Regions from separate parts of the Homo sapiens genome. Here region 2 is linked to region 1. A link is a loop called in an ENCODE intact Hi-C map of the cell type or tissue named here. Cell type or tissue: dorsolateral prefrontal cortex. All regions are shown on one strand. Links, peaks and the distances in the headings refer to the core of each region. The heading gives the core; the rest is flanking DNA.

The links. A loop is a pair of places that touch in the nucleus more often than their neighbours do. Peaks named below come from ENCODE experiments on the same cell type or tissue, not always from the same donor. Only the 100,000 strongest peaks of a DNase experiment are listed, where the experiment ranks them.
Region 2: a loop joins it to region 1, with 9 times the contacts of the local background. A loop is called at or near these places in 5 of 110 quality-filtered maps.

Annotation. Positions count from the first base shown.
Region 1 is chr5:45,690,681-45,702,141 of GRCh38, forward strand. HCN1 (hyperpolarization activated cyclic nucleotide gated potassium channel 1) reads right to left here and starts at 5,700. Exons shown (of 8, transcript NM_021072.4): 1 at 4,989-5,700. The coding sequence starts at 5,413. RefSeq lists enhancers at 4,073-4,574, 4,575-5,074. In dorsolateral prefrontal cortex, for the core only: a CTCF peak has its summit at 5,753 (motif pointing left); DNase peaks (open chromatin) are centred at 4,441, 4,611 and 5,711; H3K4me3 peaks cover 4,725 bases; H3K27ac peaks cover 3,769 bases; H3K27me3 peaks cover 1,449 bases.
Region 2 is chr5:45,761,629-45,771,359 of GRCh38, forward strand. No RefSeq gene overlaps it. Among named protein-coding and RNA genes, the nearest start is that of HCN1, 70 kb to the left of the region's middle. In dorsolateral prefrontal cortex, for the core only: CTCF peaks have their summits at 4,862 and 5,062; no DNase peak of the experiment used is centred there; H3K27ac peaks cover 1,479 bases.

The DNA.
Region 1 (11,461 bases), core at 1,377-9,376:
TGCATGCAGACTTTTTTCTTTATTATCACTATTTCTACAACTAAAATATATAGTGTCAGCCTAATTCATAGTTTGTTACTCCTTTACACAAAATGATAAAATGAAAATTTGTCACAGACCCTGCAAATGCTCAGTACTCTTCATGTAGTGCTAATGATCTGCAATAATTTGCACTGTACTTACAAGAGACTCTATTTGAAAGTTCTTTTCCGGAGCCCAATTGTTGTTTCTAAATAATGAAGTGAATTATCTGCTAAACACAAGAATTATATTCAGAATGATAAGATTATCACCTGAAAATCATACTAAATGCATTCTGCTGGTTTCCTGCTCACTATAGGACATAGGTGCATTGAGTATAATAATGCAGAATTACAAATACTATTTATCTTGCTTTGTGGTGGTGATGTTGTTTTGGTTTGTGGTTTTTGATCAAGCAGATATAGTTGAATATAATTTTCTTAAATGAACCTATGATACAAATAATAAGTAATATATCTTTCCAGTGCATTTAAATTTCTTTCATTATTCAACAGGCACGTTCATAAACCCAAGTCCACATAATTAAATATGATTAGTAAAGTGTACCTCTTTACTGATTCTCAATTTATAATCATACCCCGAAGGAGGTTTAAAGGGAAAGTTGCTCAGAAAAAAATGAAAACTATCTTATAATATTTTAATAGTATAAATCATAATATCTACTAAATGCAACAGTGAAACATTTGCTAAAATTTAAAGTTGCATAACTTACATGTATACTAAGAAAAAGTAACTAAATAAATTCACACGTTTAAATCTTTGAAGAAATTTCATGTTGTGTCTAACAGTTGCTAGAGCCACTAAGAAAAATGTAATTGAACTTAAAGCACAAAAAGGTTCACCTAACATAGAAAAAAAATAAATTCTTATGGTTAATTTTGGCTATGTTGATATGAAAAGCAAATAAAATAAGCATTGCTGGCAGATACAGAGTGTGTTCAGCACAAAGATAACATAACAGTAGGCTAATTCGTCTTTAAACCCTAGAAGGTTGAATTGTTTTCTTGTGAGAAGCTCCTGGAAGCAAATGTTCTCTCTATTATGAACTGTATAATATGGGTGAAGCCTCCCTTCCCTAATGAACACATCAGTGATCTCTGATATCAGTACAGTTGTGGCTGCAATTCAAAGCAGAGATGGAAGAACGGATGTGACGGTATCTTCAGGAAGTAACTCCCATCTCTAGAGTCCTTGAGTACTTACAACAAAATAAGCTTTTCACACACTCATACTAATGATGAAAAGAAATTGAAAAAAATAAGAAGTCAAGATACAAAACTGCCTCCGTTATGAGGAGCAAGATGTTGGCTGGCAATACATATGGAAAGGAGCATTCTTTTTAAAAGTCCCTTTGTGTAAGCATGATGGAACAAAATAATGACAGAATCCCTAAAATGGCAAATAGTCTGGTGATAAATTCTTCCAAGATAAATTGCTTGCATAATAAAAATCATCCACAAAAGTATTCTAAATATTCTTTCAACCTATTTAAATGATTATATCATAACTATCAATTGGCTATGGAAGCACAATGCTTGCCAAGCATCACTTTTAAACCTTAGTAAAATTCTAGCTAATTAATATAAAATCACCATGAATTTTTAAAAATCATATTTAACCTCCAAATTAAATGTGTCTATGTGTTGTTCACATGAAATTCAATAAGACTAAGACCATACTGTCACTACAGAAAAATCGAGCTACATTTGTTTTTAAGTAACTATCCCTATTTTCCCTAGTTTGGGTGCTTATATACCACAGCATAAACAAAAACATGAGCTTGTTGTGTTTACTAAATTCTGTAGCTTCCACCCAGTTATTTCAAACAGTACCTATACTATTGGACTGCTTTTTACTCTCTGAAGGTTTCTATTGTCATCCTCTGCTGAGGAAAAAGGTAAATACAGCAACTCTGCCCTACTTACGCCAGGGGTAGAGAAAACTACCTGCCAGACACAGCAATAGCACTCTTGGGCTCTGGTGGGGAAAAGAGGCACTAGCTAGCTCTCTGAAAGTCTCAGTGGGAGCACAGCCTTGTCCCTTGAGGTAAGTAAAGTAGAAAGCTATCAGTCTTAAAAATTATCGTGAGCAGGGAAACTAGAAACAGTGTTAAAGTCACGACATGCCCTGGAGTAAGAACATAGTAAACTTCTCTGGCCATGTAAAGGTTTATTAAAAGTGTCAAGGAAAAGAATCCTCTGGATATCTTCATTTGTAATAACTCCCCACTCTTCATAGAAATTACTCTTAAGTGTCATTCACTCAGTTGTTAAATGATTAATGAACTTAAGTTTGACATTTTAGGAATTGTAGTAAAGCACCTCCCTGAAATAATCCTTCAGGAAAGGGCCTAAAGTAAAGGCTAGATCATGACCGCAAAAATTTCTAGTATCTGTTGAAAATTACTCACACATTCCTTTCCCTGTAGAAAAAAACTACCGCTAGAATTTTGTCTTTCCTATTTTTGTTCTTTCATTACATTATCTTGACGTTATAGATTTTAGAAAATCTTATATTGGTTTTGAGATCATACAAAAAAATGAAACAATAAGATGTAAATATATTCTGAATGTAAACAAGTACATGATTATTTTTGCAGTTTGTTTTAGAACACCAGTGTATATTGTAATTATGTTTTAAAATCTATTTTTTCAGATATCTTTCAGTTTAAAAAGATCTAAATAATGATAATTGCTTAATTTGTGCCTGCCATTTTCTTTTTTCCATTTATACAAGGGAAAAGTCAAATATTCCAAACTACTCCACACTGGAATTTAGAGTATTAGCTCAGTTTTTAATCATTTCCCATTTCTTTGAAATGGATAATAAAATTAAATCATCACCTGATTTCAATTTGTTCCTTTGTTCAGTAACAATGTTTTTATTAAAGAGATATTTTGTCTCAGAAGATTTCCTTGGGAAAATAAGGAGAATCCTGTAATTCCATTCATTCAAAAGACTTTCGCATGCTATTCTAATTCCTGAAAAGTGGCCCTATGTTTTTATTTAGCAAGTGGGAAAAAGTTTAATTACTTGATGTGTGGTATCATTTTGATAAGGGATAGTCCTTTTCACATTGCTGAAAAAATAAAAGCATCATATGTAATCATTTTATTGAGTGAAATTAAATGTTAAAAGTTCAGCATTTTTGCATGTTAATATTGAACCTGGTACATTTCTGGAAATACCACATTTATTTTTGCTATTAAGACTGGAGACTTTTTTCATGTAAGTTATTTTCATTTAAAAATTTTAAAATGAGGTGAAATATATTTCCATTGGGGACTGAGGAAAAGATAATATTCTATACTTGATTCCCACCTTTAAAATTCTAAAGAACATGACAACCTTATACATCTTAGAACAGGGTCATTTATAAGTTTGCTTCCCTATCTTCCTACTGGAGGAAACAGGTTTGATTATTTATTACATCTTTTTAATATGAACATTTTCTTTTTTTTAAAATTTTTAATGAACGTTCTTTCAATCAAACTCTTAATGTTCTCTAGACTATAAACGTCATTAGGTTTTATAAGTTCTCCTTTGGACTTTGCTGTGTGTTTTTACAAATAAGTACCTTAAAATTATACACTTTCTAAAATCCATTCACTCTTTGCATAGATCACGGAGGCTACTGATTTCTGAGACGATAAATATCTCAAAGAAGGCAAAGACCGTCACTCTGAGCCTTTGTGTGGCGGGACTGTGGATTTTTCACAGCTAATGTCATTCAGAACTGTGGACAGCTCCCGTTAAGGCATGTAGTTGGTGACAATTTCCCTTAGTTTCTAAACTAACTCCAAGGCTGCTTTACATTGCTATATTTATCCTATAAAGAATACTTAGTATATGCACATACTCCTTTAGTTGATTCTTCTTTTCTTTTCGAACGAGTTCGGCCAAATAAATAAATATCACCCTGAGTTATTAGGAGTTACTAGTTCTGGATTTTAAAATGGGAAGTCCAGCCTTGTTCAGGAGCTAAGATAATCGTGCACACGCTAATAAGAGGATCTACTACACGACCTTCATTTGACAATCTCTAAATATGCTTATCACCGAACGAATACTTGAGCGACAAGTAAGATCAGAAAACGTCTTAATTTTAATTCTCCAAAGCGGAGTTTTCCTGCTGACAGCTTTCCTGTCCTTCTTCCCGAGCTGGAGGACGTGAAAAAGATTTTTGAAATAGACTTGCAGTCAAGGTCAAGAAAGGGTGCCGCTCTATTTCAGAAAGGGGCTCTGTCAACGCCCCCTCTCTCTGTTTCAGGAACTAGAGGCTTCCTGCCACGCTCCTGCCCTGCCTGGAAGCGCCTGGCTTTGGTGAGACCTCACGTCAGGGACTATCCAAGTGCAAATTGCCCTTCTTTTGCCTGCCGGCCGCTGTTTCTGAGTAAACACAGCGAGGATAACCAGCGCCTATAAAGAAAAACAGACTAAACACACTCCCCAGGGGCGAGCGCGGCAGGAACTGCTCGGGCTTGTGAATCGCTGTCTCCGGTTACCCAGTCTTCTTCTGAGCCCCAGAAGCCTCCTTTTCCCTCCTGGTTGAGACCACACTTGAGGGAGCCGCGCGAGGAAGGGTGGCTTCCCGCTTCCTCACGCTCTCGTCTCTGAAGTAAAAGTTTCCCTTGTACAACTTCGCCTCCTCCCAGGAGGGTGACCGTGGCCTCCATCCTTCCCTGATCTGTCCCCGAAGTTCAGGAGGCCAAGGAGGAGAGCCCGTCCGGGATTCCCGGGCAACAGGAGCACATCCTCCGAGCCCCTCCTGGGTGGAAACTACCCGGAGGCGCCGAGTGGAGCCTGCTTAGCCCGAGCCGACGCCGCCGGCAGCGCCACCCCCCGCCCGCCCTCCTAGTCCCCGGGACGCCCCCCACCCAAGGGCGGGGAAGCGCGTTTCAGGGCGCGCCTGAAGGGAGGGTGGGGCGGCGACCGGGAGCCCTCACCTGAAATCACTGTAAGGGTGGATAATCCAGAAGCCTGCAGTTTTAACCCTTTCCTGCTCCTTTTCCACCGCCTTCTGGCTCCCAAACATGCGGAGGGAGAATTTGTTGACCCCGGGCTGCAGCATGGAGGTGAACTGCCTCTGCATGAAGCCGTACTGCCGCCGGGGCCCCTCGGCGTCTTCGAAGCCCCCCGCCGGCTCCTCGCCGCCGCCGCCGCCGCCGCCACCGCCGCCACCGCCGTCCACCTTGAAGCACACGGAGTTGCCGTGCTCCTTCGCGCCGGCCCCGCCGCCCCCCGGCGGGGTGCCCAGGCGCTTCTCGGCCGCGGCCGGCCCCGCGCCCGTCGCGGACGCCTTGGCGGGGAAGACGCTGTTGCCATCGTCCCGGCTGTTAGACGAAGAGTTGGGCTTGCCGCCTCCTTCCATGCCCGGAGGACGCGGCCGGCGACGGCGCGGGCTCCAGACTCGCCGGCCGCCCGGCGCCGGAGACACGTAGCCGAGAGGGTAGGGGCCCGAGCCGGCTGCCGGCGAGCCCAGCTGCCCGTCGCGGCGGCGGCGGCGGCGGCGGCGGCTGCTGCTTCCCGACCGCGCCGCTGCTAGCTGCGCGCCTGGCTCCCGCCGCCGCCGCTGCCCTTAGTGGCTGCGGTCCGGGCTCCGGTGCGGCTGGTGCTGAAGCTGAGGCTGCCGGAGCTAGGCGAGGCTCAGCTCGGCTCAGCCCTCGCGCCCCAGCGCCTCCCCTCGGCTGCCCTCTGTTGGCCAGAAAGGGTCTCTCCCCGTCCGCTCTCCACACATGCTCGTTACTCTTGCTCTACTTCTGCCCAGCGTGACATTGAACTCAAGAGCCCTCGGAGGAGACATTCATTGGTACACGTGGAGAAGGACTCGGTGTATGTTTGCATGAAAGACAGGGGAGAGAGGAGAGAGAGCAAGACTGAACTAGCGAGTGTGTGTTGGTCCAAAAGAAACAAACATCTTAAACTCATGAAGACATTGTCTGAACGCCTGTTTGAATAACGTTACAGATGGAGAAAAGGGGACAAGCTGACTATGCATGCCAACAATTCAAGTGCAAAACCAAATGTCCAAAAGAAAGTAAAGTTTGACAATGGAAAATAAATGTCCAAAGTATCAGGGAAAGTGTGCCTGTGCGTGCGCGTGCGCGTGTGTACTAGAAAGAGAGGCAGAGGGCAAAAGCTACCAGGTCTGTGTAATCCTAGGTAACCAGCTGCTTGGGGCTTTTCAGATTAAGGTTCTGCACCTGGGGACAGACAACTGACCTCCTTACACTTATCCTTGTTAATTCTTGCAGAGTTTTTTAAACAGAGGACGGGATTTCTTTCTTTCCAAGGCCATTCGTATCAATACACGTGCAAGCAGATCTATCAGCCACCAATATTGAAAGAAAAGTGTGTGAGGGAGGCCTCGCCTGAGCTGACCTATCTTTTTAGATAAGTTACATAATCAATAAAACACATTAAGGGATGTGTGTGTCGGTCAGTGTTTAACGACACCACGCTAGGAAGTTAAGACGTCTTGGAATCTCTCGTCAGAATGTCATTACCATTTCAGAAGGGGGGAACACTCTTAAGGGAAACTTACAAGTGTAGTACTGATGCTGAGGAAAGCATTATCCGTTTCCTCTTATTCCCTCTGCGTCTCTGAAACCCACTGGATTAGCTAAAGGAAGCAAAATGTGCTGCCAAACCCACCAGTCACTCAGCAGGGGAGCCCCGGCGTCTGAAGAGCTTCAAGACTCCCGAATGTCCCAAAACATCTGTTTCAGATACAAGCATTGCCTCCCTGCCCATAGCCTCTTCAAAGGAAATCTTGCCCTGCCAAGAGTCCCAGATCCCCTGGGTTCCTGTCAGCTGTAGCCACATTTTATGGAGAAGGGGCAGGCACTCAAGGAGGGAATGTGTATGTCAGGCTGGCAACTAGTGAGCTATCATGAGGAAAAAAAAAATGAGTGGGGCTAATCAAGGTGTTTTTCTGAAAAATTAAACAGTGATGAAGCCAATTAACAATGAAGGAAGCAAGGATAAAGACAAAGGAAGACAATTGGATGCCTTCCTGAGGGGTTAACAGAGGCTGAGAAAGGAAGCAGAGAACAGAGAAAATAGCAGAGGGAAGCAGAAACGAGCCATTAGGCCTAACTCAGTTGCAATTCTGTAAGATTTCCTTACCATTCTCCTTACCATAGCCTGTGCTAAATCTCCTTTTTTCACGGAGCTATGTCCTGACTCAGGCACCATCTGTTTTCAACTAATCATATACCAGAACCCTAAGAATAAATATGGATGGCCAAATTTTAATGGTAAGAGATAGGAAAAATATGAAAATATAGAGCTCTGATCTGTCAAAATAGAGACCTTTCTCTACTTTGGAAAGCCAAGAGGTCAGATAAGGATACCAGGTGCTGAGGGCAGAAGGAAGCCACGGGAATGGATAAAAACAAACATTGCCCAAAGCACAGTTCTGCCTAAGAAAGACCCGATTACTCAGGCAGCTTTTCTTTATTAGACTAAAGATGTTTCCCTACTTTTCTCCCATTCTGCATGCTTCCTCAGTCCCTCTATTTTCAGTCATGAGTGTGACAATGTATATTTTAACATAAATTTTAAATTTTATAATAATGTAAAAATATACCATCTAAAATGTTATGCTGAGTTTAAGTAAGTTTTGCTTTTCTTTTAGCCAATCTCTCTGTTTGTTCTATTGCAACTTAATCTTACTCATGACCAGGCAGTTATTTTAGTAAAAGTTTTTCTGAGTTTCAAGGTTTGTACTAAACTGATATGACAGAATCACTGAAAAACAAGATCTCAAAATAGAACTAAGAAATGTCTTAAAAAGATCACAAGTCATTGGTTGTTCCAAGTATAGCTTCTAGGCCATATTTTATTTATTCAAAATCTCAAAAAATACATTTTCTTAAAAATTTGAGAATGTGTATATTATATCAATGCATTAACTTAAAGTTGTCAGCAATATAAAAAGTCATGTTTATTTACTTTTCAGAGTGTTGATTTAAAGTTGTTTAGAATATGAAATTTAAGTTTTCTTTGGAGGAAGAATGAACTCTCAAGAAGATTGAGACAAAGTGAAAGCAATAAAAGAATGGAATCAGTGATAGAAGAAGAGACAGAGAGAATCTTGAAACTTCAGAATAATCTCTTCTTATCTTGTCTTTGTATCGGTTTGTTGATAAACTATCTCAAGCTAAAATCTAGCGAGCTAAATGCGAGTGTTTATTTCAAAGACATCTTAGAAATAAGACTACCATCATGTTGACTCTGTGTCATTAGATGTTCATGATGTCAAAATGCTTAGTATTTTACAGGAATCTGATTTCTGAGGACTCATTAGAGAATATCAATTATGAATTAATTTCAGGAGAACGTCTCATCAGTAGTTGTAATGGGTGCTATTCAATATATACAAGAATTGTGCATCTTCTGAAATGTTCCCTGTCTCCTTTAATACTCTGCTTAAGATCAAATTGCAAGGCAGCAGCAGAAGATTAATATGCATCTAAAATAAAATCTCCATGCAGCAGATACTAGCACACGTGAAATGAAAGAAAAAAGATAGATCGGTGACTTGAAGTTTGATGGTTTATTGGAAAATCTCAGTGAAACTTAAAGATTTAAGGGATAAGACATTTTGACCCTCTTAGTAGGACAGAGTAATATGTTACAAACATATTACACGTGTAAGGAAATAAAATAAGAACATCTGTTGAAGAAGGCAGTGGTAAGGAACAGTGAAAAAAAAACTTCCTCATTGACAACCTCACAGTCTTTCTGTGTCTTGTGTACAGGCAAATCTGATTATCTATCTGGAAAGCCACATCAACATCATGCTTAATATGAAACATTAAAGCTGTTAAAGTCAGAACAATACGCTCATATCCACCATTTCTGCAATGCATGGTATTTTTAATTGATAATATTGTCTCCTGAAAACCCCAAATAATCAACTGGATAATCATCATAACTAATAATAGAAGTTGGGAAGTTGGTATCAACTTTTGGTTACTTTAGTAAACATGCAAAAATTAACATTTTTCCTAAGCATCAGCAATAACCATTAAGGCAATATAGAGAACAATGATTTTTTTCACAATTGCAACTAAAAATGAAAACTACACAATAATAAATTTAACAAGAAATGTCTGAGATCCATAGTTTAAGATACTTTATTTTGATAAAAGACATAAAAAGCATTTAAATAAATTAGCTATATACTTTGTCCATAAAGTCTCAATATTATAAATATGGTGCTCCTTCCAAAATTGATTTTAAGTTTCAAACAAAATTTGGTGATTCCATGGACACAGGGAGGGAAACATTACACAACAGGGCCTGTTGAGGGTTGGAAGGCAAGGGGAGGGAGAGCATTAGGACAAATACTTAATGCATGAGGGGCTTAAAACCTAGATGACAGGTTGATAGGTGCAGCAAACCACCATGGCACATGTGTACCTACGTAACAACCTGAACCTTCTGCACATGTATCCCAGAACTTAAAGTAAAACTTAAAAAAAAGAAAAAAAAGAAAGCAAACCAAACAACTCACCAGCAATATACAGTCATTCCTGGTAACCAATAAAGCAACTTACTTACTTTAAAACGAACAACAAAAAAAAGTGTTATTAGTTTTCTCCATGCGGACAAAAGCAACAAAATGTTTTTAAAGTTTAACTGGATTAATAAATCATTTTTAACAGTTCATAAGCTATGGCTTAAAAATGAAAACAATGAAAAAATGTCCAAAGTATTAGAATTGCTTAGGGTAGCACTGAGCAGAGAAAGAGACAGATAAGGCAATGCAAAAGAGTCAAAACCAGGCCGGGTGCAGTGGCTCACGCCTGTAAATCCCAGCACTTTGGGAGGCTGAGGCAGGCAGATCACTTGAGGTCAGGAGTTCAAGACCGCCTGGCCAACATGGTGAAACCCCGTCTCTACTAAAAATACAAAAAAATGAGCCATGCGTGGTGGCATGCTCCTGTAATCCCAGCTACTCGGGGGGCTGAGGCATGAGAATAGTTTAAACCCAGTAGGCTGAGGTTGCAGTGAGCCAAGATCGCGTCACTGCATTCCAACCTGGGTGACAGAGTGAGACCCTGTCTCTAAATAAATAAATAAATACCAGAAACACACTTTAGTTTTAATCATAGCTCCAAATTGTCATTCCACATCAATGAGCAAAGGATATGTTGTATAGCAAATGGTCCTAGGATGGTTAACTATTCCAGGGAAAAGGAAGGTAGAATATAATATCATGTCATTTCCTAAAGTGAATTTAAGATGATTTAGTATTATAATGTAAATACTAAAAATCATGATAGGTAAATGTTTATAAAAGCAAACACTGGAAAAGACTATGCCACTTTAAAAGATTGATAGATATTTACTTTTCAGAATTTTTTCCATTGACCTGCCTATATAAAGACTAACAATACTATACAATTTTAATAGTTTTAATATATGGTGGCCCAATCCCAACATCTGTATTTCTCTTCATGTGTCTGCATACATACATATTAAACATGATTTTTTTTCATATACATGTAGAATTATTTTTGACAAATTTTGGCACTTGTCTTTGTAGTTAAGGCATTTCGTTTGCATTGCACATAGAGACATTTTAGGAAGAACTATCATCTTTCAATATTGAGTCTCTATTCAAAAGCAAAATAGATATTTTTTCCCTATTTCTTCCTTCTTGTATCAGCGCTAAATGATACATATTATTGTCAAACATTTGAAGAATACAAGATTTAAAAAGAAAAACCTTAAAGTAGTCCATGAACTCATCTTCATTTTGCTGGCACATGCCTATCTTTCTTGACTCTAACATGCATATATTGATTTCTATTATTTTACATAACTAATCTCTTAATATATTTATTGTACCAGCATTTGGATTTAAGGTTTCAAAGTATATCTTGAAGATATTAGCATGAGATAATTTATAGCATCCTTTTCTTTAATGCCTGCATTTGTTTTGTAGAATGGATATACCATAATTTACTTAACATCTCCTTTACTAATGCACATTTGAGGTTTTATTCTTTTGTGCTAAAACAAACTGTGTTACAATTAATATCCTTATTATATCTCTGTGTAGTTATCAATATAGATATGGAGAAAAAACATTGGAGGTAAAGATAATTACTCAATTCATGGGTAAATTTGCTTTTGGTAGTAACTATCAAATTGCCCTCCAAAGACTGTAGGAATATATATTTCTTCTAAGACCACATGAGATTACCTGTTTCATACGCTTGCCCCAAAATCAGATATTAACAACTTTTTCCAATTTAAAATGAGCAAGAAAAAAATGATAGGCCATTGGAGTTTTAATTTCATTTTCACAATTATTAATAAGAATAAACAGATTTCCCATGTTCATTGAGTTTCTTATAGTTATTCATTTGTGAGTTATCTACTTTTACTATATGATCATATA
Region 2 (9,731 bases), core at 1-8,000, 70 kb after region 1:
ACACGTGCCATGGTGGTTTGCTGTGCCCATCAACCCATCATCTACATTAGGTATTTCTCCTGATTCTATCCCTCCCCTAGCCCCTCACCCCCCAACAGGCCCCAGTGTGTGATGTTCCCCTCCCTGTGTCTATGTGTTCTCATTGTTCAACTCCCACTTATGAATGAGAACATGTGGTGTTCGGTTTTCTGTTCCTGTGTTAGTTTGCTGAGAATGATGGTTTCCAGCTTCATCCATGTCCCTGCAAAGGACGTGGACTCTTCCTTTTTATGGCTGCATAGTATTCCATGGTGTATATATGCCACATTTTCTTTATCCAGTCTATCATTGATGGGCATTTGGGTTGGTTCCAAGTCTTTGCTATTGAGAATAGTGCTGCAATAAACATAAGTGTGCATGTGTTTTATAGTAGAATGATTTATAATCCTTTGGGTATATACTTAGTAATGGGATTGCTGGGTCAAATGGTATTTCTGGTTCTAGGTCCTTGAGCAATCGCCACACTGACTTCCACAATGGTTGAACTAATTTACACTTCCACCAACAGTGTAAAAGCATTCCTATTTCTCCATATCCTCTCCAGCATCTGTTGTTTCCTGACTTTTTAATGATTGCCATTCTAACTGGTGTGAGATGGTATCTAATTGTGGTTTTGATTAGCATTTCTCTAATGACTAGTGATGATGAGCTTTTTTTCATATGTTTGTTGGCTGCATAAATGTCTTCTTTTGAGACGTGTCTGTTGATATCCTTTGCCCACTGTTTGATGAAGTTTTTTGTTTTTTTTGTCTTGTAAATTTGTTTAAGTTCTTTGTAGATTCTGGATATCAGCCCTTTGTCAGATGGATAGATTACAAAAATTTTCTCCCATTTTGTAGGTTGCCTGTTCACTCTGATGATAGTTTCTTTTGCTGTGCAGGAGCTCTTTAGTTTAATTAGATTCTATTTGTCAATTTGGGCTTCTTTGCCATTGCTTTTGGTGTTTTAGTTTTTTAGTTATGACGTCTTTGCCCATGCCATTGTCCGAGTGGTATTGCCTAGGTTTTCTTCTAGGATTGTTATTGTTTTAGGTCTTACGTTTAAGTCTTTAACCCATCTTGAGTTAATTTTTATATAAGGTGTAAGGAAGGGGTCCAGTTTCAGTTTTCTGCATATGGCTAGCCAGTTTTCCCAGCACCATTTATTAAATGGGGAATCCTTTCCCCATTGCTTCTTTTTGTCAGGTTTGTCAAAGATCAGGTGGTTGTGGATGTGTGGCATTATTTCTGAGGCCTCTGTTTTGTTCCATTCTTCTATATACCTGTTTTGGTACCAGTACCATCCTCTTAGCATTTCTTGTAGTGCTGGTTTGGTAGTGGCAAAATCCCTCAGCATTTGTTTGTCTGAAAAAGACTTTATCTCTCTCTTATTTAGGAAGCTTAGTTTTGCTGGACTTTGGCTGACAATTATTTTGTTTAAGGAGGCTAAAGACTGGACCTCAATCCCTTCTGGCTTGTACGGTACCTGCTGAGAAATCTGCTGTTAGTCTAATAGGTGTCCCTTTATAGGTTAGCTGAGGCTTTTGTCTCACAGCCCTGAAAATTCTTTCCTTTGTGTTGACTTTAGGTATCATAATAACTGTTTGCCTTAGTGATTATCTTTTGCAATTAATTTCCTAGGAGTTCTTTGAGCTTCTTATATTTGTATATGTAGATCTCTAGAAAGGCCAGGGAAGTTTTACTCAATTTTTCCCTCAAATAACTGTTTCAAACTTTTGGACTTCTCTTCTCCCTCAAACACTAATTATTTTTAGGTTTTACTGTTTTAAATAATCTTATATTTCTTGGAAACTTCTGTTGTTATATTATGGTATGTTTTTGATAGTAAACATGATGTTAGTAAATATGATGTTCATTTTTTATTGTTCTTTCTTTGTCTTTGTCTGATTGGGTTAATTCAAAAGCCTTGTCTGTAAGCTCTGAAATTCTTTCTCCTACTTGTTCTAGCCTATTGTTGAAACTTTTCAATGCAATTTGTATTTACCTAAGTGTGTTTTTCATTTCCAGAAGTTCTGATTGTTTTTTTCTTTATGATATCTATCTTTCTAAACAATTTTTGCACTCATATCCTGGATTTGTTTTTTTTTTTTCAGTTGTTTTTCACCTTTCTCTGGTATCTCCTTGAGTAGATTAATAATCAACCTTCTGAATTCTTTATCTTGCATTTCAAATATTTTATCTTGTTTTGGATTCATTGCTGGAGAACTAGTGTGATCTTTTGTGGGGATATAGAACCCTGTTTTAGTGTTATAGAATTCTGTTTTGTCATATTACCAGAATTACTTTTCTGATTCCTTCTCATTGAGTAGACTATTTCTTCAAATTTTTCTTGAATTTATTTTTGATTGGACTGTATTTTTTTATTTTTTCCCTCTTAAGGATCTAATTATTATAGTTTATTATAGCCTAATTTGATTCTTAATGCTTTTAGGTGTGAAGAATCTGTATGAGTTTCTCTGTGTGCTGGTATCCCAGATGCTGGTTGTAGTAGTTATGTATTTGGTGTGTGGGTGAGTTCACTGTCTCCTGTGGGGTTGGAATGGCAGGGATCTCTTGAAACTTATCTCATTGTGTACACTTTATTTATTTGTTCAAATTTTCCCCAGTATTTTATTTATTGAATTGATGATTCAGGCTTTAGGTCAATAAGGGAGGTATCCCTGGGTAGGCACTCATTGTAGCTAGAGCAGGTGGTTAGATGTAATACCTAATGGCGAGCAGAGGTCCCAGCCTTGAAGAAGGTGGCTGGGGTAGCTCTCAATTTGATGTGCTGAGGCTTTATCACGATGGAGGATGGGAGCTTCCTCAGCTCCCCTCCTAGGCAAGCAGGACATCTGTCCACCTCACAGCCTCACTTCTGTCCCAGTGTTCTAGCTATTTGTATTAGACAGGTACCTCTTTTCATTTGCAGGAATGTTAGCGAGGATTTGTAACTGCCTCTCATACAGGCTGAATCTGAAGAGTGCTCCTCCTGTGAGGCTGCAATGTCACTGAATTGTTCCAGGAAGACTGTCTATAGGTGCATCCATTCTGTGTTCCCATGGGAGAAGCCCCAGCTGTGTTTGCAGTTGTGTATCGGAGGGAACAAAGACTCCTTCTCCAAGACTCTTCATGATCACAAGGCGCCTGCTTATTGGGGTGGAAGTGCAAACTTTCTCTACTGCACCCAGCACTGTAATTGTGTTTCTGCTGAAAGAAACTTCCCATCACTGGAAAAATCTGAGACTTATGATTTGCCATTCAGATTTTTTTGTCCCACAGGATGTCCCTTTGATATAGTGTCCTCCTCCTTCCCTTAGGAATAGAACTTCCTGAAAGCTAGACTGCAGTGATTGTTATGGCTCTTCTGGGTCTAGCCACCCAGTAGGACTACCAGACTCAGTTCTGGTTCTGAGGAATATCTGTAAGAGATCCATTGATGTGACCTGTCTTCATGTCTCCCAACAGTGGATCCTAGCACCTGCTCTTATGGAGGTGGCAGGAGAGGGACATAGACTGAGATTCCTTGGTTGTAAGTAGGCTTACTGTGCTGGCTTATTCTAGTATTGAATCTCTCCTGTGGATGGACTCAGGACCTCTGGTTAGCCATTGCGTCATGGGCAGTGGTGATAACCGATATCACACAGCCATTTTTCTCCTTCCAGGGTACAGTGTTATTCTACCTAGAGGTGCTGTAATGGCCTATGTTGGCTGGCCTCCAGCCAGGCAGTGGTGTTTGCAGAAGAGCACCAGCAGCAGTAGTAGTAGTGGGATTTGAGCTTGGCTTAAGTTTCCCAGGAGAAGTATTCTAGTTTTTCAGAGAATAGGCAGGGTCATAAAGCTCCCAAAAGTTTATGTCCTTTGTGTTAAGCTACCAGGGTGGTGGAGAAATATTACCAGGTGGGGGCAGGTTTAAGTGGGTCTAAGCTCAGACTATCCTTGGGCAGGGCAGGCCGCAGCCCCTGTGGTAGACAGGCTGGTTCTCAGGCTGCTGGGGTAATGTTCCAGAGAGGAGTATAACTGCCACTAATGCTTAGAAGAGTTTGCAAAGGGAGTGGGGAGTAGTGGGAAGCAGCAAGCCTCACTCAGCCCCCACACAGTCGGTGAGGCCAGTCTCACTCCCACAGTGCTCTGCTAAAAGCACTAGGTTTAGATCCAGGCAGCCTGAGCACAGAACTCAGATTGCCCTGGCCATAAGCTTCCCTGCAGAGAAAGCAAGCATGACTCTCAGGCCACGTCCCTCCTTGTCTGCTGCAAGGCTGGGTGCCCACCTCCTATGCTCCTGTCTGTAACACACTTTCCACTCTTTCCCAGGTTCTGTTCAAGGGAGTTTGTCACCACTTGAGATTATATCACAAAATCCAGTTGGGGGCATCTTTCACCCTGGGACCTCTCCTGGAGCTCATTGGCTGAGGGCCCCTGTGAAATACAGTCAGAGATGGCTTCCCTTGGTCCACTCTGGAGACTGGGAATGCCTATGAGGCACTTCCTATTGCTGCTGCTGCTTTTATATTTCATGCCACTCCCTAAATCCATTGCAGCTTTTGGTAGAATTAAGGGTTTCTTAAACCATGGCCTGGATTTTCAGATTCCCTGGTAGGGATGTGTGCTTGGAGGTAGGGATGCTTGTGTTTTTGGGATGTGTGCTTGTGTGCTTGGGATGTGTGCTTCCCTCTCACACTCTGGATACTTACGGTTTTTCACCTGTCTCACAAAGCAGGCTGCAGTCTGCCACTTCTTTCAAAGAGTCTGTGGATTCTTCTGGTTTTCCTTTTAAGCTCCTGTGGTGGTTCTCAGGGGAAGAAAAATCTCTACCCACTATTCTGTTCTTCCAAGTGTGAGAGGCAAACTAACACTGCCTTCTATCTGCCATCTCGGAAAAGAAAAACAATCTTTATGCATTAAGCCAAGATTTTTCCTAAGCAACATCACAAAATGTTCTTCAGCTACAGTGGCCTGAAATAATACTGTATTATGGCATTAGTCACAATTTTAAATGGATTACATTGGATAACCAGGAACAGCGGCAACAAATGCAACAGTTGTTCAAAAAAGCAGTCAAGTCTGGAACTCTCTGGCCTGTAAAACACTCTTTTGTCTAAACTCCTTCTCTGTTCATGAGGATGGAATGGGTTACCTGGTTGTCTTTGTGTTCCCCCCTTGGATACAGAAACATTGGTTATAATATTTTGTAGGTATGTAGACAAAGAAGATGGTATTTACTTTCACTTTCACCTTTATTAGGTCCTCAAAAGAGATTAAAAGAATGACACCAGTTAGTACTAACATAAATTATTTGAAACTTTCCAGTGCTTTCCATCACTGACGAAGATCTGACTTTATGGAAGAAGCCAACTTAACCTTTAAAATTGGCATTCTGAATCCTTAATCATAACTAATTCACACCACTAACATCATGTTTACTATCAAGAACATGCCATAATGTAACAACAGAAGTAAGGAATATATTTTAAAAATTAAATAGTTTAGTTTTTTCTTTTATTGATTATCCTACTTTTGACTGTTAAAAATCAGAAATGCAAAAGCAGATATAAGTTTAACTGACATAATGGTAGGATCATATCTCATATGCAACTCAGTTTTCTAAGGTTTTACTTAAGATGTTTATAACTCAAACAGTTACCAGTAAACCTGTAGGACTATTTCACTAGCTTGATAAACCTATGCATAGTATTTCAAAAAAGAGCTAGAAGTTTTCTTTGTGGTTTAGTCACTTCAGGAAGAGGGAGAAGTTTGGGTTTGGGATCAGAAAGCCACCTGTAAGGAATGTGGAATTCCTTACAATCATTGGTCCCCAAACTAAAAGGATAATAATTTCAGAACATAATATAATAAAATGGACTTACATATATCTGAAAATGGTTTTAGTGCAGTGGACATTTCTATTGTTTGAAAATATGACTGCATTAATTCTAATGATTTCTAAAATTACATTTTCTGGCAAATATAGCATTTGAATTGCCTGGATTCAAAGGGAGAAAAAGAGTTTTCAATTTGTTCATGGCAGAAAGGCTATCAAAATATTCATAGTATGCTTATGAATATTATGGCATCAAGCTCCTCTATTTTGTTCAGTTCTTAAGCTGGAATCTCAGCTAAATGTGTGAAATTATTTGACTATATCTGAGTTTCATGCACTGATGCTTACGTTCTTTTATAGTACAAAAAGGTTTTGAGGCATGGAAAGGATTAATAAAGCCAGTTATGTTTAAATTAATTATGGTTTATAGCTTGGTAATGTGTATATATCCATGCTCTTTAGAAACAAAGAGGGAGCTCAAAAAGTGCATCTTGAATCAAACGAAACAATTTTACAGCTGAAATAGCAATTTCCTACCTCTAAATGTATATAGCTATTATATCCAAGATGTTTTCTTTTTAGAGTTCCAAAGTAATATTTTGCACAATCCCTGGGAGTTTCAGTCAAAATAGCACAGTGGAGTTTCATCTGGCCAACAAATGGTCAGAGCAGTTATAATCAGAGCTAACAGCCCTCTTGAATTTGAACTGTCCCCGATATGTTTCAGTTGTTGTCATTTTAAATGTGGTGTGAATCTTTACGTTGATACTTACATATATAAGCATATTTCTTACGAACCAGGGTTTTGGCAAGATGTGAGAAAAAAAGAGAAGAGAGGGGACGTGAAAAATAACTAAAGAATAGACAAAAATAAATATATAATATCTTTATCCTTTCAAAATGCGTGAGCATACACAAATTTGTGCAAATACACCTATGCACACACTCATATATACACATATATACATTGATTTTTTTGATACTTCTCTAAAGAAAAGTATGGGGGGGAAAACAAAAACCAAAATGCATGATTTACAGCAAATACTCCTGTTTTCTCCTTGAAATTCAACTTCTTACTCGTTTGTGCTTCCTTAACCCACTCATGTTTTCCCCCCCACCATGTAAACTTCTCAATTCACTGGGAGAAATTACTTTACAACCCTAAATTTGTTGAACATTCTCTCTATACACTAACAGTTTTGTTCCCATAATAGAAACCTCTTAAAGCGTGACAGGAAAGCTCATCATATCATGCATAATTTCATAGTCAGCCAGATATTTAAATTGGAAGAGAAAATATGAGTTATTTCACATTATCCAAACCTACCCTTGCCAAGTGATAAGACATTATAGTACAAAATAATACCACTTTTAATAGCATCAATTTTTTGAGGATGACCTGTGTCAGGCATTACATTATTACTCACCACTACGTTATTAGAAATGTATTATTATTGACATTTTGCAGACAAGAAAACCAACACTTAGGAGGTTAATTACATGATTCTGACCCTGATCCAAACTCTAACCCTGATGCCAGGATAAAGAAGTCCATCATGGAATTGAGATTTGAATTTTATTGTATTTTACTCCAAATCCCTAACTTTCCCCACTACTGCCTGTCCTACATTTTCATGCATCAGCTACTATTTTAATTATATGGCAGGTATACATTTATGAAGAGAAGAGCAGCAGTACATTTATGAGAGAATAACAACATTTAGGAAATAAGACACAGAAATCCAATTACAGAACATTTTACTGCGTGGAAAATATAAACAGCACATGCGTATCTAAATTTTCTGGGCTCACTGAGATGAATTCTAACCATAACTCAAATATTTACACCAGAGGCATTTCACACTTTTTCTATCTCCCAGTTACCAGGTCATTTACACTTTCCCACAAACAAGGAATAAGAATGTTGTTAATTGGCCAGGCACTGGTGACTGATGCTAAATGCTATGAAATCTACTTTATGCCTGATCTCAATAATGTGTCAAGATACAGAAAAGCTGAAGATTCTTTTGTGTGTGTGTGTGTGTGTGTGTGCGTGTGTGTGTATGTGTATGTATAGGTCCAAATTTATTAAGTTACTTTAAGTGTATACGGTTTATCGCATGTCAATTATACCCCAATAAAGCAGTTTTTGAAAAGTTTAGAAGCATAAAAGGTGTGCTTCATGGAGAAAAGAAGCAACTAAAATATTGGCAAAAACAAAATTGTCCATTATACAACCAAAATGACAAAAGTAACAGGCCAACTTACTTGAGGGAGCTGAAAAAAGCAGGAATCTGGGTCCTGTGGAGAATACTGAACAGATACACCAACTCCGGACCTATTAACTCCTGACATCTTCTAGTGGAGGAAAATACATGACTAACAACTAATTAGTTAAGAAATTTTATATTGGTTTCTCTGTTATACGCAGCTGCTTGCAATACAGACTGATAAAAATGTTAAGTTATTATGGATAGAAGTCAGCTGAGAAATGTCAAGACAGAATCAATTTGCTTCAGAAATATGGGCTGATAAAAACAAATTGGAAGAATTAACATAGCATAGCAGTACAAGGGAAAGACAAATGATACCAGGAACCAAGAGTGATTAATAGTTATTTTAAGATAGTTGGGTCCCCTAAAAATCCTAGATATTTGGGTTCAATGGGTGATGAATGGATAGCATGGAGCTAAAACCAGAAAAGTTACAACCAGGAAGGATACAGAAGAGAAGGAGATGTCCATAAGCATGAATAATGGCACTCATGTGTTACCCATAGGTGATCTGATGATCATGGCAAAATGCAAGGCACTTTGGTCACCAAAGCAAATATAGGAACCCAAATCTAGTCATCAAGACAAAGTTCTGCATAAGAGCTTACTTTAAAAGAATCACCAATTCTTAGCAAAGCTGGTTAAACAATATTAAGGAAATGAACAGAGTGCAAGAATTGGAAAAGGCCTAGTAAGAAACAAATACCAGAATACCAGTCCAGGTAAATGTTAGGAATTCAAAGTGACAAGACCAGAGCTAACAGTATCAAGGGAAACCACATAAGAGCTGGGCCAAGAAAGCATCATTTTCATAGCAGAATGCAGCCAAAATATTTATTAATTTTGATTAAAAGCTGAGTAAGATGATATATGCAGAAACGAAGGCAAACAAATTGCTTAACACAAAATTCTGATAATGATAATTCTGATATGATAAAAGGAAATAATTAGCTATGTAATTGTTTCAGTTGCTTTTTGTATAGGAATAGTAACTTAAAACAATGCAGATATATAAAGAGCATTTTTCAAAAGTTGCTAATACCCTCATCTTTACAGCAGGATTTAATTAATTAATAATATGTATTATTATTTGTATAATATTATTATACAAATTATTATTAGCAGTATAATAGTATGAATGTATTTATTCCAATTTATCTGTGAAAATTTGGCAAAAATAATTTGAGACTTTTGTTTCACCCATTTTAAAAAATATGGTATAACTGAATCCATGAGAAATTACTTTATATTAAAGGCCAAGTAACCTAACACAAGTATCCAAGTTACAACCATAACTTTAATTATCTGGACACACAGAATAAGCTATCCTATTCAGTGGGATCAAAATTAATATGCTGGCTATTTTAAAAAATAGTTCATGGGAGATTTCATAAAATAAAGTTTGCAGTATTGTCAGGTTATTCTCAGTCAATAAATGACTTAAATGCTTAATGTAAAATTTTGAATTTTAAGTTAATAAATAGATATCATTCCTCTAAGGCTCAGTTTTATGACTTTTTTCTCACAAGTTTCAAACCAACTAAGAAATGCTTTACTAATAATCTTTTGACATAGGGCCAATGTCTTTTCTTTGAACATGTGTGGGCTGACTGAAGTAAC